Regions from separate parts of the Homo sapiens genome. Here region 1 is linked to region 2. A link is an interaction called in ENCODE POLR2A ChIA-PET data of the cell type or tissue named here. Cell type or tissue: Caco-2. All regions are shown on one strand. Each heading gives the region's core, and the rest is flanking DNA. Links, peaks and the distances in the headings are about the cores only. Region 1 overlaps NHSL2 (NHS like 2). Region 2 overlaps NHSL2 (NHS like 2).

Region 1 (15,421 bases), core at 5,447-7,946, 110 kb before region 2:
CATATAATAGGTGCATGATGGATATTAACTCTCTTTCTCTTCTCTATGGGATGCTAGTTCAAACAGCTGGTCCATATATGCACAGCTATGCGTATGCTGTATAGTGATGGTGGCGCTAGCATGCATCCCCCTCCCCACCACATACAGATTCACAGGGTGACAGGGCTACACTCACTCAATAGGCGAAAGGTGAGAGTTGGTGAGAACTCAATCCCAACTCATGAGCTTGGCAGACAAGGCTTTCCAGTCTTAAAGCAACCTATGCTCTAAGGTCCTGTTGGGCTTCCACGTGCTGCGACTGCCCCGCTCCCCCCCGCCCCCACCCTCACCCTTACTGGCTGTGTGGCTGGTTTTGCTCATCCTTTCCCTGCTGCAGCTCAGCCTGGCTGCTCCTCCACAGTCTCCTAAACCTGTGGGGCTTACTTCTGGCTCCAGCCTCTGGGAAAAGTTTCCTCCCTCTGCAATCATAATCACCCTTCTTCGTTTGAAAAGCAATTTCAACTTTCAAAAGCTTTCCTAGCTATCTCACATCGCATCTTCCCAATTACCCTGGGAATGTGCTAAGGATCCCCCTGAGGATTTGTAGCTTTTTATAGCCAAAGGACAGAGGTAGCAGAGGTGGATGAGCTGCCTAAGATCACCCTGCAGGTTACTGGGTAAGAGAGACCGGAACCCAAGTCTTCTGAGTCTTGGTCAAGGGTTCTTTCCCACCCTTTGGTATACAAATTGTAGCCCTTGCCCTAGAAAAGCTTACATTTTACTAGGAGGAGATAAACATGCAATAACAAGTATAAAAATGATAATACCAGCAATGATAAAATTATGTAAAAGGTATCAATTTAGTACCGAGGAGGGGGTGATGAACTTTATTAATTAATTTGTATGAAGGAAGGCGGTCAGTCAGGGACAGTTTCAGAGAAGAGGAAACACAGGATCAGGATTCTGAAGGCTGAAGAGAAAACTGTCAGGAGAAGATAGCAGGTGGAGGAGGTGTTCCAGGCAGAGAAAAGTGCATTAGTGAAAGCATGGTAATGCTGAATGGGAGCATTTGGAGACCTTCAACTCATTCAATATGGCTGGATCAAGTTCAAGGTGAGAAATGATAGCTGGTGAGGCTGGAGAAGTAGGAGGGGCCCAATCATGAAAGATCTCTAAGTTGTGCTAAGGAAAACATACTTTATCCTAGAAATGGGTGCTTCTCAAGCCTCAGGCATTGGTATCTCAGTTTCCCAACTTTTGCCATTTCCATGTGCTTCCTATTCTACTATTTACTTAATCATTTTATTCAAAAAGACTCGCTTTAAAAACATTTAACCTTACCCTAATTTAAAAAAATATGAGAAATCATGGGTTTGATGTATTAGTTATATATTTTTTGAATACACATTAAAATATATACAGAACTTGAAAGGCAAAAAGAGTTTTCTCTGTTACAACTACAATGATCCCCTGGGCCACCTGAGATCCACTCCACACTTGGGGAGCAATCGTAATCTCTCGTACCCCAATTAGTAAGACTTGAGTTCATAGCAAGGGAGCACAGGGACAGCTCATTCTGGTGGCTGTGTTGGGCGTGCCCAGGAGAAGGTCAGAGGTGGAAGCAGACAGCCCAATTCTGGAATAAGCGAGAGTGACCAAAGGCCTGGATTTGGACACTGACAGTAGGATAAGAGAGGGGCTCAGATGTCTCAGAGGAGGCCTCGAAAATGAATACTTTTTGAATGAATGAGCAGATAGATGGATGAGTGAAAACTGTAAAGTGTGTGGTGAGGGAGAGAGAGAGAGGAGTGAAGGATGACTACCAGGATGCTAGTTTGGGTTACTGGAAAGACAGTGGGGTCACTAAGCGAAAATGGAAGAGAGAAAAGCGAGCAAGAAGAGAAAGAGTGGCACAAGTTTAGCCCAGTGGGAGTGAGTGTTCAATCGGGGCTTCTGGGATCACCTAGGGATTGTGAGTGAGAAGGTGTGGTGTTGTGGTAAGGTGAGGACCAAGAGGTGGAAGGGAGAGGGAGGGAGAAGCAGTTATGAGGCCACCTCCTCGTGCTGCCAGAGGCTGTTCCCATAGCTACTACGTCTAGGATGACCCTGGATTGGAGCTGGCATTGAAGATACAAAGCAACTTCTAAGAAATGACACAATAGCCAGTAACTGTCCCAAGTTGTCACATCAGCAATTATGTAAAAAGTTATCTTCAAGCTTCTGTACTGGGCTGCACAGAGCATCTCCATGTAATACCAGCAGGTCCTAAGCCTTCAGCTCCAAGGCAGAGAAGCAGGAGACTCTGAGGTGGTGTTTGGGCCATTCACCTAATGGTGGCCTTGGAAGAGTATGTCCCTGAAAGATTCCAAAGAAACTTCAATGCTCAGAATTTTTATTCTTTGGCTCAGTCCACCACAGAGACCCAAATTCAGCCCATATAGGAGGCCAAACAAAGCCCTGCTCTGACAGGCGGGCTCCAGAAACAGTTACCCTGCGTGCCAGCATATCCCAAGTTGCTTTCCTGTAGCTTCTCTCCCCACCACGCCCTGTAAGAATCCCATTGTAGGGCTGCCCCTGGGACTGGCTGGCCTTGGACAACTACCCTCAACTGCATAGCCAGCTGAGTCCCCAGAAGGAGGCAGAGGCAACCCTCTGGGCCGGAGCATGGCACACTTTTGGCAAGACAACAATCCATTTATTGCTTTCTTATGGTAAACGTGAGTCAAACTTGGCAAAAACTTTTCCTTCCTTCTCACAGGCCCGAATGGTGAATGAGAGCTTCCCAAACAGGCACAGAGGGAACTGCAGGCTCCTCCTGGACTCTGTGTGATGCGAAGGGTGTGTGTGTGTGTGGTGGTGGTGGTGGGGGTGGTGGGTGCTGACAAAGGAGGAGAGGGAACTCCACCAAGACAGAGGGAGGAGGGCACAGAGAGAAAGTACTTGTGACCCTACTGCATGAAGCCTAACCCCAGGTAGCAGTGGAAGGTACTTTCAAGTGGCCAAGGGGTAGATAGGAGGGTAAGAGTTGGTGGAAATGGGTGAATGGATGAAGAGAAGTTGCTTCCAAATTGTTCTTGCACCGCCTGGGAAGGTGAGCTAGGAAAAGTTGTCTGCAGACCTTGATTTCCACAGTGTCAGCATCCAGGAAGGAGTTGTTGGGGAGAACTATGCCAGCACCCTTGAGTCCATATCTGGAGAGGGGCAAGGAAGGGGCAAAGCAGAGCACACCCAGAGGTAGGGGAACAACAAACTCAAGGCCGGCAAATGCTCTTCTCGCCCATGCATGAGGAGAGCTCTGTCAGGGCTGGGGCAGGGTGGTGGGGGGCAGGGCATTACACAGCAAGAAACAGATTTGTCTGGATCATTCCATGCATGCAGCATATGAGGTAGAGCCAGGAGAGGTGTAGGTGTACATGTTCAGGGCGGGTATGGGGGCTGGGGTGGGGGGAGACGAAGGTTTGAATAACAAAGGAGGCTCGGCTAGTAAAGGATAAGCCATGCATGGTTCCAAGATTCTGCCTACTGGATCCAGGGAGAAAGCACAGTCCTAGCCATGAACTTCAGTCACTGGCACGCTGCTCACTTCTCTGACACTCCAGCCACCCTCCAGAGGCTACACAGGGTTGCCGGCGAAGGGGCTGGCCCCTCCCAGCTCAGGATGCTCTGACTTATGCAATTCAGCCTGTCACAGGAGCAGGGGAGCTGGAAGTTCACCCTCATTTCCCTCGGGTTCTCTCCCTGCCCCCTGCCAGCCCCTGCAAGTCACGCCAAGGGTCAGGGGCCCCGCATGGCAGCAGCTGGGAGGCCCTGGCTGTAGGAGCCCCGGAAAAGGAGGGAAGGGAAAAGAGTACCTGTTGCTGAATGCATCCTGCTTTGGCTTTTACTCCTCGGTTGCTTGTGGTGAGAGTTGCCCATCATTCTGCTCTGGACTGGCAGCCACCGCGGCGGCCGCTGCCACCTCCTCCTCCTCCTCTTTCTCCTCCTCCTCCTCCTACTCCTCCTCCTCCTCCTCTGCCTGTGCTCCTCCCCAGGTGCTTACATCACCTCAGCTTTGCTTCTCACACACATGGCTCTTCCAAATCCCACTTGTGCCCCTGGCACAGAATTGTACAGATCTGAGCCTCTCACTTGGACTAGAGCCTGCTAGGAGCTTCTCTCAGTCTCTCTCAGTCTCTCTCTCTCTCTCTTCCTCCCTCTCTCTCCCCCTCCCTTTCCCCCTCCCCCTTGCTCAGTGCTCCACTCGGGTCGAGCAGCCCAGGTTCCAAGAGAAACCCTAGCAAGCCCTGAAAGTGGCCCCCACTTCATCTGCCTCTGCAGAAAGGGCCAGCACAGGCACCCCCCGGGACCCGACTCGCCCGCCCTCACCGTCCCTGGCTGTCTCTGCTCTCAGTGCTGTCATTCCTGCTGCCGCTCGCTGGCTCACTCACTCGCTCACTCGCTCACTCTGTCTGCAGAAGCTTGCAGGAGCGCGGGGCCAATAACAGAGCCTAATCCAGGAGTGTGACAGGGTCTACTGAAGGAATGTGCTACCCAGGAATTCTAAGTGACACAGCTCCCTGCTCCACTGGGGGATGGATCCAGTTCTGTAAGTGACAGCTGCCAATGAGCTCTGGGCTCCAGTCCCAACAGAAATCTGGGAAAATTTGGGCAGAGCACAAAGCTGTCAGGCTGCAGACTTGGAGCTAGCACAGCCAGATGCCACAAGAATGCCCAGTGTGGCCACCAGGTGTACCTGCTTCCTTGTCAGACACACCTGAAGCCTCACTCCACTCTCCCCTCCCTCTCCTGCTTTGCCTTCCCAGGGGAGGGCAGAGCTGGCAGCCCAGAGATTCACAGACTGGAACTGGGACCCTTGGCAGCCAATGAGAGGGCTCCTTCCATGAGTCCCACAGCAAATACATGCGCTCTCTCTCTCTCTCTCTCTCTCTCACACACACACACACGCACACACACACGGACACACTTACGCAGCCGCTCACTGTGAGTGCTGCAGCCCTCTGGGATAAGCGACACCGGGCAGGTGGTGCTAGCTCAGCAGCCCATTCCAGCCCCAGCAGCCTGGCTGTGAGGAAGGGCTGTGGCTCCTGGAACCAACTCTGCCAGAGCTAGACAGCCTCAAGTGCCTTCACTCAGGCGAGTGGTGGTACTGCTCAATGCTGATGTCATCAGATTTCTGCTCACTGGGACAGGGGGCCTGTCTGTAATAGTCATGGCCACAAAGCACTGTGGGTGTGGGTCTGGCTAGAGCTTCAGCCTGGAAGACTTGGGGCACTGTGCCATCCAGAAAGCAGAGCTTTCTGACTTTGGGGCAAGAGATCTAAAGTGGGATCACCACATCCATCTGCCCACTCACCTGCCCAGTCATTCAGTCATTCTTTCAGCAGTTCCCAGGGATCTGCTCTGGCCAGGCTCTGTGTGAGCGTTGGGGAGATAGAGGTGCCAGTCATTGCCTAGGAGGGTGTGAATGACATGTCCAAAGGCCATGACAATACAGAGAAGGATCAATAATGTTGTGAGACTATCAAAGAGAAGCTTCTTCAGTCTGGAAGGTCTAGAGATACCTTCCCAGGGGAGGTGATGCTTGGACTGGGTCATGAAAGATGAAGAACAGTTGGCCAGAAACAGAAAGGGGAAGGACACACTGTTAACTGTTTGGAATATTACCCCTGCTAGGAACCTCTCCTGTTGAGTCTCCAGCTTTCAAGGGTCTCTTCAGTTTTCTTCAACAATTCCACAAACATCTCTCAAGCTACTGACTTCAGGCTGTCTCAGCCTAGTGGGGGCAACAGATAATTATAGAGAGGAATCACAGGATAGTGTGACCCATGCTTGGGCTTTGCAGCTCACTGTGGAATGTGAGGCTTCCAAGGGGATCGATCTGAGGCCAGAAAAGAGGGCTTGGGAAATAGAGGTCCCAGAGCAAGCATGAAGGGCCAGAAGTGAAGCATCTTGGGAAAATACATTTATGAATATGATAAAAATCATGAAGATTGAACACAGCAAAAATCTTCAAGGTGATAAGTGAATAACTGAAGCTTGGAGAATGTTTGGTTCCTGACCTCTTATCCATTTGTGATGGGTCCTAGGTATGAGTCTTGGTAGCTTCAAGGTTGTAAACATGGACTTTAAGCTCAGAGAGGCTAGAAAAGACAGGACCATGACAACTTGAGATGATTCTAGAATGCATGGGACATCCTGAAAGTGAAAATAGAATTGAATTTGCTTGGGTTGTGCACTTGGGACCCTGGATTATATTTCCAGGAACATGAGGAAGCTTGAATAGGAACAGGTATGTTTTGGAAGAGTTTGGGGAGTAAAGGCATGGGGGTGGTGGGGAGGAGGAATGAGTGAATGATCACAACCTGGACACACTTGTGTACCCCTACTTAGGTCAAGAAGTTGAACATGACCAGGGCTACAGAAGCCCTTCTTGAAGCGGTTTGTTTGTTTGTCTGTTTTTTTGAGACAGGGTCTTGCTCTGTCACCCAGGCTGGAGTGCAGTGGCATGATCATGGCTCACTGAAGCCTCAACCTCCTGGGCTCAAGTGATCCTCCCAACTCAGCCTCCTGAGTAGCTGGGACTACAGGAGCACCCCAGCACTCCCAGCTAATTTTCCTTATTTATTTATTTATTTTTTGTAGAGATGGGGTCTCACTATGTTGCCCAGGCTGGTCTTGAACTCCTGGGCTTAAGTGATCCTCCCACTTCGGCTTCCCAAAGTACTGGGATTACACCTGTGAGCTATCACATCCAGCCTCAAAGCAGTTTTTTTAACCATCATTGCATATTGTTCTCACACCAGCCCTGTCAGGTAGATAATACTAGTTTAATCTACTCCACAGATACTTAAACAGGCTAAGACAGGGGAGGCAGCTTAGCCAAGGTCCATACTGGCTTCTTCCACTGGGCCTACACCCATGCTCAAGATGTTCCCATTGGAGGAAGAACAACAAAAGAGAAGAGCAGACGCGGAACCCCTCCTTTCTCCCTTGTCCTTTCTGCCTCACCACTCTTCTCCTCTTCTCATCTGAGCTTCTTATTTGGGAAGCCTATATCTCGTGTCCCATGTCCTCACCTCCTCCTCTCTGTAAGCCCCATTGTGGCCCCTGGAGCTTTTCTCACCCAAGCACCAGTGTCCCCATGGCCATAGCCCATTAGATGCTTAAGGATCTGCTGGGAGTCACATACTCCCTCTGGACTAAATGAACCCAACTAGTACATGGTGCAGCCAGGTTTTGGACCCCCGTCTATCTCCACATTCAGTGCTTTCTCCACCATATCCTTTTTTAATAATCTAAATTGGATGAGGAATGCTTTTAGACATCTTTATGCTTTCCTCTCCCTCCCCTACGCATTCACTGAGTCCTGTAAATTGCTCCTTAGAACTGTCTCAAATTGGAGCACTTCACGGCATCATCTCCACTTCCCTCACCCTGGTCCCAGTCACCATCATCCTTCCCCAGACCCCTTCAATGAATATCTTCTTCAGTGGGCTCCCTGATTCCACCTCTGCATCCTAAAATCTGTTCATGACACAGCAGCCAGAGTGAGCTTTTACAAACATAAATCAAACCACATCACTCCATTGCTTGGAACCTTCCAATGATTTGTTGTCTAAAGTGTCAAGTCCACACTCTCCAGCCTATACTCAGAACCGGCTTCATCTGACCTCTTTGCTTCCTCTCTCTTGATTCCCTGAAACAGACCCCTCTGCCCATTCAATCTGGGCTACTCATTCTCTTCTTTATCTTGTCATTGTGGCTTATCATTTCATGGTAAAGCCACCAGGGAAAAGCTTTGTGGTCAGAGAAGCCTAGATTCAAATCCTCATGCTGCCATTTCTACCTGTGTAACCTTGTACAACTTACTTAACCTCCCCAGCTTCCATTTTCCATGTATAATGGGGGAATGAAAACACCTAACTTGTAAGCTGCTGTAAGACTTTCATGAGATAATGCTGAAATGAGCTAAACGACACCAGGCCCATAGTAGGTGCTTGCTAAACAGTGCTTCCCATCCCCTCTCACCGCCTCTACCTGCTGTTCCCAAACCCTACAGGCTGCTCCTTAAGCTTCAGCCCAAATCCCATCACCCCTTGAAAGCCCTCTTTACACACATCCCTACTAGCAGTCTGCAGGGATAATTCCTCTCAATACCTTCAGTTCTGGCTGGCTGAGCCTCTCATTTGTCCTTAAACATAGATGTCCTGGAATTGTTCCAAATCTTCCACGTATTCATGAACCTTCTCTGCCCCAGCAACTTATGAATTCTTTGCGGGATGGGCCAAAGTTTGGGTGTTTGAAGCTGTGCCTTGTGGAGGGCCTTGCACAGAGGATGACTCAGTTAGTGTCTGCCCATTCATGGGCACAGGCCAAGCTACCCTGCTCATGCAGACCTTCCTTCCTCTCCTTCCTCCCAGCCCTCCTTTGCTCCTTGATGATCCCTCTGAAAGCTCCACATGCTTGGTCCTTGTTCCCCCACCAACCCAAGAGTCTTCTCAAATTTTTCTCATCCCTTTCTACTCATCAAGGTGCACATCCAGGTTGGGTAGGGTGCTGGAGGCGCTGTTCTGATGGGTTCACTGCTGTAAGATCACTGCCTATGGAGAGGGTCTGGAAAGGCTGGCTAGCCTTTTCACTGAGCACTGTGCTCAGGGAGGGAGGCATGGTGGCTTTAGGAGGGGGGCTGAACTCCCTGTGGTGTCTTCACTTGGAGTTTGGGGAAGAATGGCTTCTTTCTTTTTCGCCTGTGTTTCAAGCTAAGCCCAGCCAGGAGCACCCAGTTCTATCAAAGAGAGAGGGAGGGCCAGGCCTCACCATTTGGCTGGTCCCCCACCCTACTTGGTGCCTTAGGCACACCAGGGGAGGAGACAGAGAAGTCTGAGGCCCGAAAGAAGCAACTCAGGGGCCCATGTCCCCAAAGTGAAACAGCTTAAGGTTCATCATTACCACCTCACTGGCTGTACCCCTCTGTACTCAGGGATGTCAAAGTGGGTGGACAGGGAAGTGCGGCAGGTGGTACTATCTCTGGACTGCCCCCCGGAACCCAAGAGCTGGGACAAGAACTACCCCTGTCACTTTAGTCATGCTCTTACTCCTCACAACCACCCTGTCAGGTGTGGATTATTAGGACCTAAGCTGAAGATGCGGAGACAGACATTAGATAAAAAAATGGAGCTAGTAAGTGGCAGGGTTGGGACTTGAACCCAAGTTAGGCTGACTCCAAGCCTGTCTCCTTTTCATTCTGCTGATCCCATCTGCCATAACCTGCACATGCTCTAATCTGGTGTGGGGAATTTCCAGGTGCAAGTTCCATAAGGAAAAGTGAATTCTAATACACACTCTGACTCTGACTCCAGTGGGCTGTAGCCTGCCAGCGGCTACCCCTCATAGTGCTTGTGTGTTGTGTGCCCCAAGAGAGCAAACTCACTCAACCCTGGGCCCGGAGACACTTTCCAACTGCACATCAGGCACAGTCCCTCAAGCCTGAAACATAAACTTCTCTTCTAGCCCTGATGAAGTGTTCTCTAGGTTCTATTCCTTCTGCCTAGAATGCTTTTCCTTCCACTTCCATCTCTGCTTGTGAAAAGTCAGACTTATTTCTCAAGACCCAGCCCAAATGTCTCCTCCCCCATGAAGCTTTCTCTGAGCCTGACAGCCAGAATCGACTTCACCTCTGCATAGCCATATCCTCTCTACAGATCTCAGGTCCATCTTGAGCCTTTTCTGATCTTCCCAAACGTAAATAGTCTTCCCCTTGAGTTAATTCCCACGGTACAGTATTCCCCCAAATGCAGTACACATTGTGCTAGTGGTATGTGAGGTGATAGTATGATGAGGAATTTTAGAAATACATGGATGATCTTTTAAAGTTTAACAGTCACATATTTATTCTAATGTATACTAGATTCTAATAAAAATTACAGGGGAAAATTGAGTGCATGAAAAGTAATTTCTTGACTATTCGAGGCAGAATGGAATGAGTTGGTTTAAAGAAAAATAATTTGGTATCTGTGAATTGGATTGAATTACTCATACCTTCCTCAAGGCTGCTGGACAAAAGATCTGCAGTGATGGTTAAAAACTGCTTTGAGGGGTTACTTCTGTAGTCCTGGGCATGGTCAACTTCTTGGCCTTGGAAGTGTGTACATGGGTGTGTATAATTTGTGATCATTCATCAACGTGTGTGGCTTTTTTGTATGTTAATTGCCCATACAAAGTTTATTTTTTAGAAAGTGCCTGACACATAGTAGCCCCTACTCAAGGGAGGTAGAACACTTTGTATTTTGGGCCAAAGTGACCAGAAAGGCAGTGATGTCATTAATGGCCAAGGAACACGGGGATTAGTTACATAGAAAGTGAGTTTGGGGGAGGCAGGAGGCTGTAGAATTATGATTTGGGAAATGTTTTTCTTTTTTGGCCCCTATCCCAGTAAGAAGCCAGAACGCCTTCTGAGAGCTGGTGTTAAGAGTAGTAGGCCAAGGCCAAGGGGGTGGAACCAGCCAAGGCCTGGATCGTGAATAAGCATACACCCCAGAGGCTAAGCAGAGACGCAGACACAAGGGAAAGAGTGCTGGCGGGAGGCTCTATGACCTTGGGCAGGCCCTGGCCATTTTGAGCCCCATTTAGTTTCCATCCGGACAGTGAAACATATGAACCTAATTACCTCCTGAGGGTCCTCTCAGCTCAGACACTCAGAGGGGGTTGTCCTATGCACTGATATTAGTCAACAAGCAGGTTCTCTGATGATCCAAGCACCCACTCTGTTCCAGGTACTATTCTGGTTACAGAGGACACAAGAATGAGAAGCCCCAGCTGCTGCCCACAGGGGGCTCCTAGGCCTCAGTCTTTCCCACATACCTCCCCCTTGGGATCGACCAGCACCAATTTCCAGAATAGAAGGTTCTCTAGACTTGCAAAGGAAACCCTCTCTAGGGTTGGAAATGCACACGCCTGTAATGGTCAGGAAGGACAGGGCCATGAATGAAGTAGGCTAGGGTAAGCCACAGGGTGTGGTGGAGACCTGGAGCATGCATGCTGGCCACCCCCAACCCTGTTCCCAAGGCACTCAACCTCCAATCTGGGAAACCTCTCTGCTGACTCAACCCAACCTATCTGTAGTTCACATTCTGCCAACAGTCTGCCAGTTTGCTTCCCACCAGCTGTGGTCTCCAAGTATTTTTGAGCCTATACTCCCATATATACATATTTATGTATAAACCATATATATGTACTACTGTGCTAATCAGTTTTATAAAATTTAAAACATAAACAAACATGGAAATTAGGATATGATAAAGATGACTGTTAATAGAAATTCTAATATTTTCTCCTTGCACCCTAATAGACGATATATCCACTTTGGAGGCCACAGGTCTAGCACACCACCCTCTGCCTTACAACCAGATGATGGAAGAAGACAAAAAGAAAGTAACAAACATGTATTGCACTCTATTATCTTTCAGGCTTTGTTCTCAATGCTCTACCTACCTCATTCATTCATTCAATAGATTTTATTGAGCCTATTATATTAGGCCCTGTGCTGGGCAGTGGGTGATAGAGGTTAATGAGGCAGATGTAAAGAGTTTACAATCCAGGCAGAGGAGACAGACAATAACCAAGTACACGAATAATCAAGGTAGGACTAGTTCCTGAGAAGTGCCATGAAGGAAATCAGCATGGTGATGTGTGATGGCAAGGGATGGGGCAGGCATGGGGAGCTAGTTTGGATGAGTGGTAAGAGAAGTTCTCTCCGAGCTAAGAACTGAGCCTGAGAAGGAGCTGGCAGAGGGAACAGAAAGTGCCAAGGCCATGAGGCCACGAAGTGAGAGGGACCTCGATGTCTTTGAGAAATGGAAAGGAAGCCAGCATGTCTAGGGTGGAAGAGGTAGGGGGTAAGAGGTGGATGTTATCTGAAGTGCAATGGGAAACCATTAGAGCATTTTAAGCAAGGGAGCGACAGGATATGATTTAAATGTTTAAAAGACCACCATGTCTGCTATGTAAACAAAGGGCTGGAGGGAAGTTCCAGTAGAAATGGGCAGGAGGCTATCGTAGTAGTCCAGGCAAAAGATGATGGGCCAGGATCAGGGTGACGGAAACAGAGAGAAGCAGGCAAGCATAAGATATATTTAAACCTCATAACAATTTCACCATCATACCCATGAAGGCTGTATTACCATCCCCATTGCACGTATGAGAAAACTGAGATTAGGGGAAGTTAAGTAACTTGCCAAAGATCACACAGCTTGTAAGTGATGAAAGCAGGATTCACCCAGGTCTGCCTGGCTTCCTTCCCAGCCTACTCAGGATTCCAAATATGTTTCCTGCTCCAGGGAGTAATTCACCAGGACAATATAGGGTCTTCCTGTTTCAATCCTGAAAAACATTGGGCATTCCGAAAAAAGAAAAAGGGATTGAGGACAATTTGATCCAGCAATCAGCCAAGGGTATGTGAGTGATTCGAACAGTCCATTCCTTCCATTTTCATAAACACACCGAGTTCACCAGAGCTCTAAGTAAGGGAAAAACCATTCTTTCCTTTGGAGTGGGGAGTGGTCAGGAGGAGGGTAGTGATGGTATATTTGGAAATAGAAAAATAAAAAGCTGCCAACTTGTGCCTTCAAGGAAAACCCAAGGGCGCAGGCCAAGACAGGGGAAGTGACTTGCCAAATCCCTCCTCACAGCCCCCAGAGTTATTCATGTGAAAAAGAAGGCGGAATTGTCCCTGCCAAAGACATGAAGTCCTTTACAGAGCACTTTGTTAGCAAAGCCTAGCATCCCTGTCACTATGCAAAGCGAGCTGGAATGTTGCCATGGCAACGGGCAGCTGGGCCCTTGAATCAGCTTGAGGCCTGCCTTGGGCTCACACAAGCCTGTGGGGGCATCTCCTGGAGGTTGGGCAGTGGGCAGGGAGCTGGTTTTATGTTTGTCGATGAGGAGTCCTGAGCTCCCTTCTAGGTAACCAGGGGTCCGAAGGCTGTGTCTTCAGGAAGTATTTCCCGTTGTCAGATATGCCTAACTTCCACAACACGCAGCATCCCAGGTTGGCATGACCTGATCATTTTCCCAATTCAATGACAGAAAATGGAAACACCCAACTGCTGTAAAACAAAACTTCTTTATGTTACAAGTATAGGAAGAAACCAAAGCCCAGAGAGGGCAAGTAACTTGCTGAGGGTTGCACAGCCTTACTAGTGCCAGAGTCAAACCACAACTCCTTTGACTTCTGAGGTAGTGTGAGTTTCACCATACTACACTTCTTTCCTTAGACACTGGGGAGGGAGAAAAATGAATTGATGTTGACAGAGCCCCTCTATGTACCTAACACCATGCTGGATTCTTTGGCATTCCTCATAGCTCATCTGCACCACAAACCTGCAATGGAGCTATTACTATCCTCAATTCGCACTTTAGGAAACTGAAGCTCAGAGAGATCAGGAAATTGGCTCAAGGTCACACAGCTAGATGGACTTCAAAGACTAGTCTTTGTGCTTCACCACATGGCCTCATGCTTCTGAGGTCAAATGCACTTTTTTCCCCTTTGTGTGAAAGACAGACATAATTGCAAGTGATTCTAGATGCTATCCCTACTCTGCTATTTATGGTAAGAAAGTGTTCTGCTGCAGATCACCAAGCCGCCCCTCAGTAAAGCTTCATAACCGCTGATAGAACCCTGGCCCTCAGTTTTTTCATCTCTAAAGTGAGGATACAGTGAGTTTGGGGTTGCTAGAGAATGAGACTGAAAGAGAATGCATAGAAAGTGCATAGAGCAAGGTCTGGTGCATAGCAAGTGCTCAGTAAATGTTAGTTATCATTAAGATTATTCCTTTTAGGGATCAGCTCAAATTCTGCAACCTCAACCACCCCAGCCATCATTTGATGCAATCCCCTTTCACTCCCCAGCCATCCATTCATTGCCAGTTGTCAGCACCCAGAACTGAATTCCTTCCCTCAGAGGAAGGGAAGGGCATCAAGAAAAGGTGATGTCGAACTCGAAAAGAATGAAGCAACATTTGCCAGTAAAATGAGGTTTGGAGAGAGGACATTCTAGGCAAAGAGGACGTTTTGAGCAACAGCATAAAGGTATGAGGGTTTCTCGTATTTGGGAAGAAAAATAAGTGATCTGGTATAGCCAGGTAGAAGATGAGGTAGTTGGAACTAGACCAGGGAGGCCTTAAATGTCATGAGAATGGGTGTGGATTTTATCTTGAAGGTGATAGTGAGCCACAGAAGCTTTGGGCAAGGGAGTGACCTGAAGATCAGTAGGGTGGCTGCAATGTGGAAGGCTGATTGGAGAGGGGCCGGGACACCAGTTAGGAGGCTCTGGAAGGGGCCCAGATGAGACATGATGAAGGCTTGCCTCAGGGTGGAGCGGTGGGGCCAGACAGGGAGAATAGACCATGGTGGTGATATGGAGATAGAATGGGTGGTGCCATTCCTTAAGTTAGAGAACCCTGGAAAACCAGCAGGTGCAGGGATGAGGAGGAGAGAGCTTGCCTGGGACACAGTTTGTGTGTCTAGAGGGTGGTAAAGATATGTGATCCAGAGCTCAGAGCTGGAAATAAATACAAATGGAGCAGTCACAAGGTCTTGGAAGTATATGAAGCCAAAAAGCAGGTGAGATGGTCCAGTCTGAGTGGGGAGAATGGGAAGAACAGGGAGCACTGATGTTGAAACTCTGTGTCACAACTCTGTGTCTCTGCCTTGCTCTGCAATGGCAGCCTTCCTGTGCAGTAGTCCAACATTTGTGCAGCTCCCTGACATGCAGACCAAATCACTCCTGCAATGTGATGGACAAAGACAGTGTCCACTCTCATGCATAGGGCCTTAGCAAGCCAGGTCAGGTAGCAATCCTGGTGTCCTTTACAATGAGGATTTTCTGGACAAGGAACTGGAGAATCCTAACAGATCATAAAGAGTTAAGGGGCAGGCAGAGAAAGCCTTTAAGAACTGGGAAGCTGGCCGGGCACGGTGGCTCACGCCTATAATCCCAGCACTTTGGGATGCCGAGATGGGTGGATCATGAGGTCAATAGATCGAGACCATCCTGGCCAACAAGGGGAAACCCCGTCTCTATGAAAAATACAAAAATTAGCTGGGCGTGGTGGCGCGTGCCTGTAATCCCAGCTACTCGGGACGCTGAGGCAGGAGAATCGCTTGAATCGGGAAGGCGGAGGTTGCAGTGAGCCGAGATTGCATCACTGCACTCCAGCCTGGTGACAGAGTGAGACTCCATCTCAAAAAAAATTAATAACAATTTAAAAAAAAAGAACTGGGAAGCTGTCAAGCCCCTGGTGCCAGAAACAAGTTTTCTAAAATTCTGTTTTTCACTTGAAAGTTCAAGTTTTATCTTTGGTAACAAATACTGTGAGCTGTTTTCCTTGAAGCAACAGGCTCATTTTGTTCATCTTTGAGAAAAATGTCCACCAAATACTCAAGT
Region 2 (15,920 bases), core at 8,040-10,539:
CCTTGAATGACACAGTTTGCCAAAGCTTACACAAAAAGAAATTGATAATCTGAATAGTCATATATCTATTAAATAAATTAAATCAGTAATTAATAACCTTTCAAAACAGAAAGCACCAAGTTCAGATGGGTTCACTGGTGAAATCTGTCAAACATTTAAGGAAAATTTATACCAATTCTCTACAATCTGGTTTAGAAGATAGAAGCAGAAGGAACACTTCCTAACTCATTCTGTGAAGCCAGCATTACCCAAAGACCAAAATCAGATGAAGTCATAACGAGAAAAGAAAACCACAGACCAATATTTCTCATAAATATAGATGCAAAAATCCTCGACAAAATATTAGCAAATTGAATCCAGCAATGTATAAAAATAATTATACATCACAACCAAGTGGGATTTACCCCAGGCATGAAAGGCTGGTTCAAGATTCAAGAATCAAATAATGTAATCAATCACATCAATAGGCTAGTAAAGAAAAATAGCGATTGTATCTATAGATGCAGAAAAAGCTTTTGACAAAAATGCCAGCACTCATTCATGATAAAAACTCTTAGCAAACTAGAAATAGAAAGGATATCCTCAACTTTATAAAGAGCATCTACACAAAACCTATGGCTAACATCATACTTAATGGTGAGAAATTTGAAACTTTCCCAAAGAACAAGGCAAGGATGTCCCCTCTCACCACTTGCTTCTCAACATTTTACTGGAAGGCCTAGGTAATGCAATGAGAAATAAAAGGTAAATAGATTGGGAAGGAAGAAATAAAACTGTCTGTGTTCACAGATGACATGATCATCTATGCAGAAAATCTGAAAGAATCAATAAATAAACTCCTAGAACTAATAAGCAATTATACAAGGTTGCAGGACACAAGGTTAATATACAAAGTCAATTGCGGTGCTATATACCAGCAATGAACAAGTGGAATTTGAAATTAAAAATTCATTAGTATTATGTTTGCTTCAGTAGCACATATACTAAAATTGAAACAATACAGAGAAGATTAGCATGGCCTCTGTGCAAGGATGACATGCAAATTTGCGAAGCATTCCATATGTTTGGTGTATATTTATCTCAAACTCATCAAGTTGCGTGTATTAAATATGCACAGCTTTTTGTATGTCATACATCAATAAAGTGTTTTTAAAAATTACTGTTTATATTAGCATTCACAGAAAATGAAATATTTTGGTATAAATCTAATATCATCTGTACAAGATCTGTGTGAGGAAAACTACAAAACTATGATGAAAGAAATCAAATAACTAAATAAATGGGGAGATAGTCTACGTTCATGAATAGTAAAACTCAACATTGTCAAGATGTCAGTTCTTCCCAACTTGATCTATGGATTCAATACAATTCCAATCAAAATCCCAGCAAGTTATTTTGTGGATATCAACAAACTGATTCTAAAGTTTATATGGAGAGGTAAAAGACATGGAATAACCGCCTCAATATTGAAGGAGAAGAAGAGTTGAAGGACTTACACTGCCCAACCTTGAGACTTACTATAAAGCTGCAGGAATCAAAACAGTGTGTTATTGGTAAATGAACAGACAAGTAGATCAATGGAACAGAATAAAAGGCACAGAAATATACTCTCATATACTCAACTGATCTTTGACAAAATAGCAAAGGTAAAACAATGGAGCAAAAATAGTCTTTTCAACAAATGTTGCAGGAGCAAGTGGACATCCACATGCAAAAGAAATAGATCTAGACATTGACTTTATACTCTTTACAAAAGTTAACTCAAAATGGATCACAGACCTAAATGTAAAATGCAAAACTATAAAACTCCCAGACAATAACACGAGAGAGAACATGTAAATGACCTGGTGTATGGTGATGGCTTTTTGAAAACTTCGATTATTAGTCTATTTGTAATTTTGACACCTTATCTTCATCTAGGGATTTAAACTTTTCTTAAATTAATAAAATTTTTTTAGAGCAGTTTTAGGTTCATAGAAAAATTGAGTAGAAAGTACAGAGTTTCCATATACCTCCTACACTCCCTGTCTCCATATACATGCAACCAATCTCCTCCACTATCAACATCCTGCACCAGAGTGGTACATTTGTTAAAATTTATGAACTTACATTGCAATGACTTTTTAGATACAACACCAAAGGCACAATCCATGAAAAAAAATAGTTAATAAACTGGACTCATTAAAATTAAAAATTCTGTTCTGTGAAAGACACCATCAAGAGAATGAAAGATGTAAGAGTTTGGAGATGTTCTCAAAAACAGTGGAGACTGTGGCAAAAGGTAATTGGTAGGAGAATAATATATTCATTGGAGATACAGGCTTAACTGTAAGCTGGCTAGTTCACTGGAGAGAAACAGAGAAGAGACAGCTGAGAAGAGCCCTCCTGGTATCAGAACAAATCTCAAATACTGATCTAGGGAACTATGCTTCAAAGGTGCCAGAATTTGATTGGACCAGTTTTTGGAACAATTTAGGCCCTTAAGGATTTTTGAAAACAATAGAACAATCAGCCAGCAATTAGTGGGGTTTAACAGCTGGCTGTGTTCAGTCAAAGAGAGCCCTGTCAAAACACAGGATTTTGGGTTTTAAGAAAATGTGGCACATATACACCATGGAATACTATGCAGCCATAAAAAAGGATGAGTTCATGTCCTTTGCAGGGACATGGATGAAGCTGGAAACCATCATTCTCAGCAAACTATCACAAGATCAGAAAACCAAACACTGCATGTTCCCACTCATAAGTGGGAGTTGAACAATGAGAACACATGGACACAGGGAGGGGAACATCACACACCAGGGCCTGTTGGGGGTGGGGGGCTAGGGGAGGGATAACATTAGGAGAAATAACTAATGTAGGTGATGGGTTGATGGGTGCAGCAAACCACCATGGCATGTGTATACCTATGTAACAAAACTGCATGTTCTGCACATGTAACCCAGAACTTAAAGTATAATAATAATAATATATATATACACATATATATATATACATATATATATATATACACATATATATATATACATATATATATGTATATACATATATATATATATATATGTATATATATATGTGTATATATATAGCCACTCCACCTTTCTCTTTCTTTTTAGAGACAAGGTCTCACTCTGTTGCCCAGGCTAGAGTGCAGTGGCATGATCATGGCTCACTGCAGCCTCAACCTTCTGGGCTCAAGTGATCCTCCTACCTCAGCCTCCCAAATAGCTTGGACTATAGGAGTGTGCAACCATGCCTGGCTAATTTTTTATTTTTTGTAGAGCTGGGGTCTCCCCATGTTGCCCAAGTTGGTCTCAAACTCCTGGTTTCAAGTGATCCTCCCACCTCGGCCTCCCAAAGTGCTGGAATTGCAAGTGTGAGCCACTGCACCTGGTCCATTCCACCTTTCTTGAGGTTGCTGTTTGCATGACATATCTTTTTCCATCCTTTTACTTTCAATCTATTTGTATCTTTGAATTTAAAGAGTGTCTCCTAGAGACAGCATGTAGTTATACTGTTACACTGTTTTTTGGATCCTGTGTGACAATCTCTACCTCTTGATTGGATTGTTTAATTCATTTATATTTAATATCATGATTACTATTGATATAATTGAGTTTACATTTGCCATTTTATTTTTTGTTTTTATATGTCTCATAGCTTTTTATTCTCTATTCCTCCTTTATGCTTTCCTTGCATTAAGTGAATGTTTTCTATCATAGCACTTTGATTTTTAAAATTATTTTGAATAATAAAAATAAATATTTTACTATATTATTTACATATTAACTGTTGCTCTAGGGCTTACCATAAACAGATTAATTTACCACTTTCAATAATGGACAGAACCAGGGAGAAGATCAACTTTACACCTCAAGACGCCAGAAAAATAAGAGGAAACTAAACTCAAAACTAGCAGAAGGAAGGAAGTAACAAAGAGTAGAGGTAAATGAAGTAGAGAATAGAAAAAAATGGAGGAAATCAATGACTTGACAGTTGGTTATTTGACAAGATTAACAAAATTGACAAATCTCTAGCTAGACTGACCAAGGAAAAAAAAAGAGAAGACACAAGTTACTAAAATCAGAAATGCAAGTAGGGGATGGGCATGGTGGCTCATGCTTGTAATCCCAATGCTTTGAGAGGCTGAGGCAGGAGGATCACTTGAGGCCAGGAGTTAGAGACCAGCCTCAGCAACATAGCAAGACCTGGTCTCTACAAAAAATTAAATAAAAAAAAAATTAGCCAGGCATAGTGGCACATGCCTGTAGTCCCAGCTACTCAGAAGACTGAGGCAACAAGACTGTCTAAGCCCAAGAGATCGAGTGTGCAGTGAGCTATCATGGTGTCACTGCACTCTAGCTTGGGTGACAGAGTGAGATCTGGTCTCAAAAAAAAAAAAAAAAAAAAGGAAAGAGATGAAAGTGGGGACATTGCTACCAACCTTACAGAAATTTTAAAAAAATTATAAGAGAACCAAGTTCCTAGAAACAAAAACACTACCAAAATGAACTCAAGATATAGAAAATCTGAATAGACCTATAACAAATAAAGACATTGAATCAGTAATAAAAAAATCTCCCAATAAAGAAAAGTCCAAGATCAGATGGCTACACTGGTGAATTCTACAAAATATCTAAGGAATAATTGATACCAATTCTTCTGAAACTCTTCAGAATATTGAAGAGGAGGGAACACTTCCTAACTTATTCTCTGAGGGCAGCATTGCCCTGATATCAAAGCCAAAGATATCACAAGAAAAGGAACTACAGATCAATATCCCTTATATAAATGTAAAAATTCTCAAGAAAAAATTAGCAGGCTGAATTCAATAGCAGCATATTAAAAGAATATATGCCATGGCCAATTAGGATTTATCCCAGGAAAGTAAGGGTGGTTTAACATATGAAAATCAATCACTGAAATATGTCATATTAATAAAATAAAGGAAAAAGACCACATGATCATTTGAAAATGAAGCAAAACAAACAAAAAACAAAATTCACACCTTTCATAATAAAACACTCAGCAAATGAGGAAAACAAGGGAATTTTCAAAACAGGATAAATGGCCGGGCACACTGGCTCATGCCTGTAATCCCAGCATTTTGGAAGGCTGAGGCAGGCAGATCACTTAAGGCCAGGAGTTCGAGACCAGCCTGGCCACCATGGCAAAATCTTGTCTCTACTAAAAATACAAAAATTAGCTGGACATGGTGGTGCATGCCTGTAATCTCAGCTACTCGGGAGGCAGAGGCATGAGAATCGCTTGAACTCAGGAGGCGGAGGTTGTAGTGAGCTGAGATCATCGTGGCACCGCACTCCAGCCTGGGCAACATAGTGAGCCTCTGTCTCAAAAACAAAAATCAAACAAAAAACACGGTAAGAGGCATAAAATAAAAACCTACCCAAAGCTAACATCGTATTCAATGGTAAAAGACTGAAAGCTTTCCTCCTTAAATCAGGAACAAAACAAGGATGCCCTCTCTTGACACTTCTATTCAATACTGTATTGGAACGTCTAGACAGAGCATTCAGGCAAAAATAAAATAAATGAAAAACAAGGAATAAAGAAAGGAAGGGAGGGCGGGAGGAAGGAAGGGAGGAAGGGAGGGAGAGAGGGAGGGAGGGAGGGAGGAAGAAAGTACAGAAGAAAGGAAAGAAGAACAGAAGGAAGGAAAAATTCATTCACATAGTTAAGGAAGAAATAGTAAAACTATCTCTATTCACATATGACATGATCTTATATATACAAAATCCTAGAAAAACTATTGAGCTAATAAATGAATTCAGCAAAGTTGCAGGGTACAAGATCAATATGTTAAAATCAGTTGTACTTCTATACATTATCAATAAACAATCAAAAATGACATTAAGAAAACAATTCCACTTACAATAGCATCAAAAAGAATAAAATACTTATGAATAAGTTTAACCAAGGAGGTACAAGATTCATACACTGAAAATTACAAAACAATGCTGAAATAAATTAAAGAAGCCTAAATAAATAAACAGAAATACAGTCTAAGTTCATGGACTGGAAGACTTAGTATTGTTAAGATGTCAATACTACCGAAAACAATCTACAAATTTAATGCAATTCCCATTAAAATCCCAATATCCCTTTTTGCATAAATGGAAGAGCCAATTCTAAAATTCACATGGTCTTCCAACAGACCCCAAATAGACAAATTACTCTTAGAAAAGAAGAGCACAGTTGGAAGACACACACTTCCAGATTTCTAGTTATACTACAAAGCTACAGTAATCAAAACCATATGGTACTGGCATAAAGAAAGACATAAACAAATGGAATAAATTGGACAGTGAAGAAATAAACCCATGCATCTACAGAAAATTGATTTTCTACAAGAGTGTCAACACCATTCAATGGGAAAAGAACAGTCTCTTCAACAAATGGTGCTGGGACAACTGGATAGCCACATGCAAAAGGATAAAGTTGGATTCCTACCCTAATAAAAGAGAAATGGATCAAAGACCAAAACGTAAGAACTAAACCAATAAATTTCTTAGAAGAAAATATAGGAGTCAATCATCATGATCTTGGATTTGGCAATGCTTTCTTAGATATAATACCAAAAGCATAAGCAACAAAAGAAGTAAAAAGCATAAGCAACAAAAGAAATACATAGTAGCTATAAATTTGACTTCATAAAAATTAAAAACTTTTGAGCATTAGTAGATAATATCAAGAGAGTGAAAGGACAACTCAGAATGGGAGAAAATATTTGTAAATCAGATATCTGATAAGGGCCTAGTATCCAGAATATATCAAGAATAATTATAACTCAACAATAAAAAGACAAATCACCCAATTACAAATGGGCAAAGGATTTGAAAAGATATTTCTCCAAAGAAAATATACAAAGTGCCAACTAACACATCAAAAGATGTTTAACATCATGAGTCATTAAGGAAATGCAAATTAAAAGTATAATGAGATACCACTTCACACTCACTGGGATGGTTATAAGCAAGACAACATTGCAGAACAAGTATTGATGAGGATGTGGAGAGATGGTATAGCCACTTTGGAAAACAGTCTGGCAGTTCCTCAAAAGGTTAAACATAGAGTTAGCATATGACCCAGAAATTCCACTCCTAGGCTCCGCAAAAATACTTGTCAATGTAAAGGTCTATCAACTGATGAATGGGTAAACAAAACATGGTATATCCATATAATTGAATATCTTTCCACAAAAAAAAGAGAATGATATATTGATACATCTTACAACATGGATAAATCTCAAAAAACCGTATGTTAAGTAAAAGAAGCTATTTTAAAAAGAAGACATATAATATCGTTTATATGAAATGTCCAGAGTAGGTAAATCTCTAGAGACAAAAAGTAGATTAGACGTTTCCTAGTACTGGGGAGTGGAGGAGTAAGAGAGGCTGAGGGATTGGGGGGTCACAGCTTGAGGGTACAATATTGATTTGGGGGTTTGAAGCTGAAAATCTTTAAAATTGATTGTAGTGATGATTGCACAATTCTTTAAATATAATAAAAACCATTAAATTGTACACTTTAAATGGGTGAACTTTGTGGTATTTAAATTACATCTTTTTTAAAAAGCTGTTAAAATACTTTAATTAAAACCAGACTAATTTTTGGTATAAATCTGTTTCAGAAATATACTAGTAAGACTCTTACTGTTGTATACATTAACAAATATTCATACGATAAATTTGTTCAGGATAAGTGGTCCCTCTCTGGGGGCTGCCTTTGGCTGACATCAACCTTAAAGAGGTGAACAGAGCCGACAGGCTGTGGCTGCATCGCTGTAGCACCCTGGGCAGGCAAGAGCCAGATGAGTGGGGGCTCCATCTCCATCCTCTTTCCTATCCTCTGGAGACTTCTAGACCCCTCCATACTGGAATTGAAGCCCTGAGTTTTCTTTTCCACCCTTGATCAACTTATTCTTCATGGTGGCACAAGGAGAATAGGTTGCCTAACTGGTAGCTGCCTAACTCTCGCATTTCCCCTTTTTTCTCCTTTGTTCAGTCCCTGGATCGTTTGCAACTAATTTGTAACTGCCAGCCTTCAGACTGTACAGCTGAGGTCACTTGCAGTTAGGAGTCCTGATATCCAATTTCACCTTCCTATCTGCATCCTTGGCAGTTGCTTAACTTCTCTGGCCCTCAGTTTCCTCATCTGTAAAGTGAAAATAATAATTCCAACTTATAAAATTGTTTTGAAGATTCAATGAGATAATATATTTGAAAATATCTGCTGAAATGAATCCAATATCTTGTCCCATGTCCAGTGAAACCATTCAGTTTACCAGTTAACAGCAACCAACTGCCTCTGGACAGAAATTAGGAAACAAAGAGGCAGAGAGAAGAGAAAGGGCTGGATTATATGCCCAGGCTCATGCCTATGTATAGCACACCCAGGAATGTCGCTACCCAATTCCCCACTGTGTAGTTTTGGGGCAGCCCAATGAACAATCTCATGCAAAATAATGTGCCCTCCCCCTCCCCCAACTCGTCCCCACTGCTGCTCAGCAATGGTCTATCTGAGCCACATGAATGATGGATGAAGTGAGCCAGAAACTATTGTTCCCTGCATGGCCTTCTCCCAGAGTTGAGGACCTTTATTGTTCCCAGATAAGAGCTGAGCTGGGAAGAAAGGCTTTCATGAGGAAATGTCTGCAAGGCCACCAGGACTGGCTCTCACTTCTGGTTTGGGCTAGCTAGCCCATGAGCCAGCAAGCAGCCCAGCTAAGTCCATTTGGCCACTTGTAGGGGGTCTCAAATCAAGGCATGGTGGGATGGAGGTTGAAAACACGCAGTTATAGTGAGGCTCTAGGACTATCACTGATTTGCAGTTCTCTGTGCTCTCTGAGGATATACTAAGGGAGACTTCTGGCCCTAAGTCTGCTGCTGGGGCCTGGAATGCAGCCTGCCTTGACTCCCCACCCCCACCACACAAACATTCCTGAGCCACTGTAGAAACCCCGTCCCTATTCAAAACCAGCTCGAATGTCACCTCAAGCAGGAAGTTTTCTCTAGAGTCCCTTCCCCCCACCATTGCCAGATGTGAGCGTCCCTCCTCCAAGCTCTTTGAGCAATTGGCTGTTCATCTCCCAAGGCATTTATCACATTCTGTCGTGTGTAACAGTTATTTATGTGCTTGTCTTATCCCTCTTTCTCTGCTACAGTCAGGGATGGAGGCCAATTCATCGTTGTACCCCCTACAGTGCTTGACATGGAGTTAGAGTTCATTCAGTCAGTCAGCAGATATTTACTGAGCACCTACTCTGGGTACTTCCTGAGTACTCAGGGAGTAAACACCCTGGGTCTGCTCAGAACCCTGCTACCACCACAAATTCCCCATGGAGGCACTCTTTCCTACCTTACGCTGAGGCACAGTAGGCCGACTGGGGGTCTGAAAAAAAGGGCAGGGAAAGTAACTGGCCCCCCTCCCTTCCTCCAGGGAGTTATAAAAGATGCAGCTGTTGTGGCTCACACCTGTAATCCCAGCACTTTGGGAGGCCAAGTCAGGCGGATCACGAGGTCAGGAGATCGAGACCATCCTGGCTAACACGGTGAAACCCCATCTCTACTAAAAATACAAAAAATTAGCTGAGCACGGTGGTGGGCACCTGTAGTCCCAGCTACTCAGGAGGCTGAGGCAGGAGAATGGCGTGAACCCGGGAGGCGGAGCTCGCAGTGAGCCGAGATCGTGCCACTGCACTGTTGGGGCACGTGCTCACACCATAATGACTGTGTGCAACTCAGCTCAGCCCAGCACTGCCCCAACCCCAGCCCATAACAGGTCCCCTTGGGGGATTGTACCCCAGGGCAAACATGAGGCAAAGTGCCAGGTAGAGGTCCCTCCTAATCCCAAGATTTCTATCCTGTCCTGCTGACCTTGTGTTCCCGCCATGGGGTTTACTGAACATTTGTCCGTACCTGGTACTAGGAGGCTGAATACAATGAATTACATGCCCAGAGAGCGTCTGCTTTCTGGAAACCTCCAGTCTAAGAAAACTTAAGACTCCTGTTCTGTGGCCTGATTTGGTCTGATTTAGGAGGGCAGGGGAGCCTCCTCTCTTGCCTCCTTACCTACCAGAGATCTGAGGAGGTGAACTATGGTCCCCAGATTAAACCAGGAGGAAAGTAGAACTATCTGTTGGATGCAAGGACCCTTAGTCATGACAGCAACATGGAACTAGGCCTGTATTCTTGGGAATGGAGTGTGGGGCAGTGCAAAGAACATTAGATTAGGAGTCACTGCTGGATTTGCATCCCAGCTCAGTTACGTGTTGGCTGTGTAACTTTGAGCCGATCTTCTCTTCTTTCTTAGCCTGTTTTCTCATCTGTAAAATGTAGTTAATAATCCACCCAGAACCCTCAGAACCCGACATCACTCTGACCATCAGCCATGACCCTGCCAGAATGTAACTTGGGGGCATGAGAAAGCAAAGTAGATTACACTTCTTTTATGTTTTTTAAAAATTGCTGTTTAGAAAGGTTGTATCATAGAAAGGTCCTGTCACTCAGACTGACAGGAAACCTTAGCAATTTTTTTGTCCAACTATCCCATTTTATTGATGGACAAACTGAGGCTCACAGAGGGTTAAGTTGGACTCAGGTCCCCAAGGCCACTGCTCCTGATAGTTTTCTAACATAAGAATAACCCATCAACAATAAAACCATGTTCTTCCCTTACTTAGGCTATGAAGAAAGATTAAAGGTGATCAATAAGGGGAAACTTTTAGGGGTGATGGAAATATTCATTATCTTGATTGTAGTAATGGTTTCACAGGTGCATACATATGATCAAACTCATCAACCTGTATACTTCAAATATGTGCCATTTAGTGAATGCCAATTTTACCTCAATAATGTAAAAGAAGAGCGGGGTGGGGAGAACCCAAATGTTGAGCAGGGTCTGAGTCTAATGTGGCCTCCAAGTAGCTTTGTTGTTCAAAATCAGCAGTTGTTCCACCCTGTTTCATGGATGCACCACAAGCAGCTTCCTTAGAAGCTGTCACATATGGGGCCTCCCAGGAGCTTCTCTCTGCCTCTGAGTTGCTACAGAGCGTGAGGCCCACGAGGCAAGTTCCTCAGGCTGTCCTGCTCTTTGGCTCATCCATGTGGTACTCCAGGGCGAGCCAGGGAGAGGCGAAGGACTAACTTTCTGACTTCCTTCTCCCTAAGGATTCATGGGAAACATGTGGTCAGAATTGAATGAAAACTAAAAAAAAAAAAAAGTCAATTTAAGTCATTCGAAAGCTTCCCATCACTTCCCTCTACAGCCATCCTACCCTCCCCACCCCATCCTCTGTCATTTTCCCTCCTCTCACAGCTCCCAGAGGAGACATACATGGACTCAGATGAGCTTCCAGGTCAAAGAATTGACTTTGTTTTTTGCCTCCCCAGTTCAATAAGTGCTTTTTGAGACGTGTGGGCTAGGCCTAGTGGGAAACAAAGATGCCTAAGCACTTCTCTGCCCTCCACATAAACTCCCGGCCTTGAAGACAGAATAGGCAAACTTGGACACAAATAACTCTCGTGCTGGGCAAAAAGTGATGCATACCACCAAGAACCACCAAGTGCTACAGCACTGCACAAAGAGAGAGTGATCACTCTCTCCAGGGAATCAGGGGAGACTTCACGGGGGAGGTGCCATTGAGCTGAGCCCTAAAGGATGGGTCATTTTCCTTTACCAATACAAAACAGCATTTGGATGGTGTTTCACATTTTACTAAGGGTTTTTCATAGCATTCAATCTCATCACAACCATTTGACAAGGTAAGTGGGCTACACCATCAGGCACATTCGAGAGAGAAGGAAACTGAAGCACATAGAAGATGAGGCTGGTAGGCATGCCACTCTCTCCGGCGCTTCGGATGTGAGCTCGTTCCTACTTCACGAAGTTGCTTAATAGGCAGAGGTGGGAGGAACAAGGAGGCCAGAAAGCCAGGAGCGTTTAGGGCATGGTGGGTATTCTGGCCACCAGGAAAGTGAGGATTGTATAAGGAAGTGGTGGGTCACAAGACTGGAAAGGCTGCTTGAGACCAGCTTGTTTGTAGCTTGCAATGCCAGGCAAGGGCCTGAATATTTATCATTTATCAGCTATGTTTTAGGGGAATAGGGTTAAGATCAGTGTTTGGAAAGGAAGTGGGGACAAAAGCAGTGGTATACATGAGGGTTGCCTTTGCTTCTGCTTTAGGCCCCTAACAAAACAAAGGACACTAGGGTAACCCTGGTCCCCCTCTTCAGCCATGAGTAGATTTCCAGAGAAGGCACATGGTGACACTTATTCAGGTTAAATAACAAAAGCCATTTCCTTCTGAGCAGCTTGCTTTTCAGCTCCCATGGAAGGGCAGCAGGGTCAGGGCGCAGAAGGCAATGGGAGAGTGTAGAAGATAAAGGGAGAGCCAGGAAGGGAAGTGAGGCTCCAGGCCACATCCTGACAGCCAACTGGGCCCAGCCCGAGGCCCTCCAGAGATGCTCTGGCCAGTTTCTCACTAGGGCAAAATCAGCTTTAATCAATCTGTTTTCCCCTTGAGCTCATTGTTGTTGCAGGCAAAAGAGAAAGCCCCTGTGTTGAGACCTTTTGCTAGTTGTCCAAACAGCAGCGCAGCAGCACACGCCAGGCAGAAAAGAGCAAGCCCCCACAGAGGCAGTGCACAGTGCATGAGAGTCAGGAAACCGGGGGCAAGTCCTCCTGGCTTCTGCCCCTTCCTTGCTGTGTGATGGTGGGCAAGTTACTGAGCTTCTCTGAGCTCAGTTTCCTCAGATGTCAAATGACACCTACTGGGCTGGTTTGAGAATTCAGCCAGAATTCAAACAAATAGAAGGCCTAGTGTAGCTCCTGGCTCATGTAGTGCCTGGCTCAGGGACTAGATAAACGCCAGATGCCTCAGTCCCTTCCTAGCATGCCAGGGACAGCCCCCCAGGGAATGCCTGTAACATAATGGAGCAAGGAGTAGTTTTATAAGCAGAAGTCAAGCTTAGTGCAGATTTCTTCAGTGCAAAAAATGTTTATGAATGCTTCCCATGTAATGCTTCTGGAAAATATGTGCTGGGAGAGTGAGGAGCAAAACGAGAAAAGATTTGAAAAATCCTCTTTCTCGAAGGTGCAGGCTGGGGATAGAAGGTAAACTATTGAGCTGAAGAGATTCTTCTGAAGAAGAGTAATCTGAGGTTTAGGCACACCATTTCTGCCTTGAATTTCAGCAAGGAAAGCATTACAGGAAGCTAATGAAGAAATAAAATATGGTCAATGGCCCCTTTATCTGTGCTCACAGAGGAGCCTATTAGTAGAACTATTCAAAGGGGAGAGAAAATTATATTCTAGGCTTTCCTTGCTCTCACCAGAGAGCATCAGAGATCCAGAAAGGGAAAGATCCCTGGAACCCAAAGTTGGTAATTCTTTCACACAGTCCTCCTGGCAACTGTCTCTTAAAAGGTTATTTTTAGAGAGGCAAGTCACTCTAAGGAAGTATGTCCCAATCTTCAGTCACTTGGGGGCTACCTTCACAATTTTTGTCACATCCACATACCCCCTTAACTATTATTTAGTTAATTTTTTTTCAATTTCTTACTCTTTTACTTAAAAAATCTGTGACTCATTGATGTAAATGGAAAACCACTACCACATGACTTAAATAGAAGGAAACTACGAAAGTAAACACATTGCTATTAAAAACATAATACTAATTCGTGTCCCATCCAAAAGCACGAGATGGACTCCCACTCTCTGGGGGACACAGGTCTACCTTGGGAAGCCAGCTCTAGAAAACAAGACCATTTGCCTTGAGGATGTATACAGGGAGGCACAGCTACTTCCCAAACAGGGATCCAGGTTTAGAGCCAGAGGGCCCAAATGAACAGCTAATTTGGAATATGGTCTCTTCTGGTCTTATCCTGGAAACTTCTCCTAGACAGTGGAGAGTTAGATGGCACCCACTCCCCAGAGACAGGCTGGGAGCTGGGCCAGAAGGACGTCAGGCAAGGGACCAGCCACGATGCCCTGGCTCTTGGTGGTTCAGACTGCATTCACTGTTGGACCCAAAACTTACACTCAGGAAACCTGCCTATTTAATATGCTGTTCATTGTAATTTTTGCAATGATTTCCTCCTTGCTGTCCTGTAGTATTTGACAAATTTCCTGATGAGAATGCAAGATATCTCAGGAGTCCAAAGGAGAAGAATGTGGATCTGGTCCCCAGGTGGGTTAACCCAGGCCACCTGGTATAGTGTGGACAGTGGGGATCAGGGAGAGGACCCCAACAGGAAGGTGAAACTGAAGACACGTGTCTGCTATGCTCTGAACATTGGTAGCCCCCCAAAATTCGTATGTTGGAACCCAATACCCAATGTGATAGTATTAAGAGGTGAGGCCTTTAGGAGATGATTAGGTCATGAGGGCTCAGCTCTCATGAATGGGATTAGTACCCTTATAGAAGAAGCTTGAGGGAAGGGAGCCTGTTTACCCCTTCTCCCACATGAGGACACGTAGAAGGTGCTATCTATGAGGAACAGGTACTCATCAGACACCAAATTTGCTGGCGCCTTATCTTGGACTTTCCAGCCTCCAGATCTGTGAAAAATAAGTTTCTATTCATTATAAATTACCTAGTCTATGGCATTTTGTTATAGCTGCCCAAGCTGACTAAGACAGCATCCCTTCTCCAACTGTAAACACTCCTACTGTAATGCTAAGAACTTGGAGGGGCTTCCTTTTTGTTCTTACTTTTGTTTTCCATGAGGTTCACTGGCTCTTTACACTCACTAAGAGATCAATCAGTAAAGGAAATCCCTAGATAGCATTTTTAGTGACAAATCCAGGCATTTTGACACTTGCCCTCTCATAGCTACATTTTCTATACTTCAACCCATATTGGAGAATAGGCAAGTTTCTAAGAAGGCATAGAACTGCTTGATAGACAGACAAAATAGGGTGTTTTTGGTTTTGTTTTTGCATAGAAGGAGGACCAGATTCACTTACTCTTTTGACCAGATAATGGGTTCAGAGAAATCTGTCACCTCCTTCCTTTTCCCCTCTTCTCCATTCCCTGAATCTTTTCCTCTTCAGGATGGCTGGCTGGCTATCACAGCAGGGTGGGACTATAAGGGTTAAATACAACAGAAAACAGAGAATCGAAGAAATCTTAGGGCTTATGGAAAGCCAAGTCTACAGTGAGGGGCAGAGAGTATAGAGAAGCCACAGGGCTGACTGGCTGTAAGGTTGCAGCCTTCAAAGCATGTGGAGAGTCCAGAGGTAACTGCACAACAAAGCATTCTTTAAGTAAAGGTCATTCTAACCTATAAAACAATGGCCATATCCAGTGTCCAAGAGTGTTTGGAAAACAAGACTAAATGCGCAGTTTCATCAACAGGTCAAAAACTTACATGCCTGCCACATGAAAAGAGGCTCAACATCACTAGTCATTAGGGAAATGCAAAGCAAAACCACAAGATACCACCTTGCACCCAATAGGCTGGACATTACCAGAAACACAAGAAATAACAAATGTTGGTTAGGATGCAGAGAAATTGGGCCCTTATGCATTGTTGATGGGAATGCAAAATGGTGCAGCCAGTAGGGAAAACAGTATGGCAGTTCCTGAAAAAATTAAACACAGGATTACCATATAATCCAGCAATTCTACCTCTGGATATATATCCAGAAGAATTGAAAGCAGGGACTTGGCTGATTCTCCTCAACCTATTTCTTATAGCAAAGCTTTATGTTAGCTTTATGTCTAAAATCTTAGGGAGAACAAATTAGTTTGCCTGGCCTGTCAGTGCAGGTAAGACTTGGACACATAAACACAGAGACACCAATCACTATATCAAGTACTGATAATCCAAATATATTTAGACACACAGAGTTGGAGATTGTCAATTTGCAAATAAAATTTGACACCATACCTGTAA

The links. Peaks named below come from ENCODE experiments on the same cell type or tissue, not always from the same donor. Only the 100,000 strongest peaks of a DNase experiment are listed, where the experiment ranks them.
Region 1: POLR2A ChIA-PET joins it to region 2 with 7 read pairs; 2 of 35 experiments call an interaction of 5 or more read pairs at or near these places.

Annotation. Positions count from the first base shown.
Region 1 is chrX:72,058,163-72,073,583 of GRCh38, reverse strand. The region is part of intron 1 of NHSL2 (NHS like 2); the gene reads right to left. Among named protein-coding and RNA genes, the nearest start is that of RTL5, 66 kb to the left of the region's middle. RefSeq lists an enhancer at 3,218-3,775 and a silencer at 12,671-12,965. In Caco-2, for the core only: no CTCF peak of the experiment used is centred there; no DNase peak of the experiment used is centred there.
Region 2 is chrX:71,951,118-71,967,037 of GRCh38, reverse strand. All of the region lies in intron 1 of NHSL2 (NHS like 2), which reads right to left. It also overlaps the pseudogene RNU6-1078P. Among named protein-coding and RNA genes, the nearest start is that of NHSL2, 48 kb to the right of the region's middle. RefSeq lists enhancers at 8,548-9,109, 9,110-9,671, 9,672-10,234. In Caco-2, for the core only: no CTCF peak of the experiment used is centred there; a DNase peak (open chromatin) is centred at 8,987.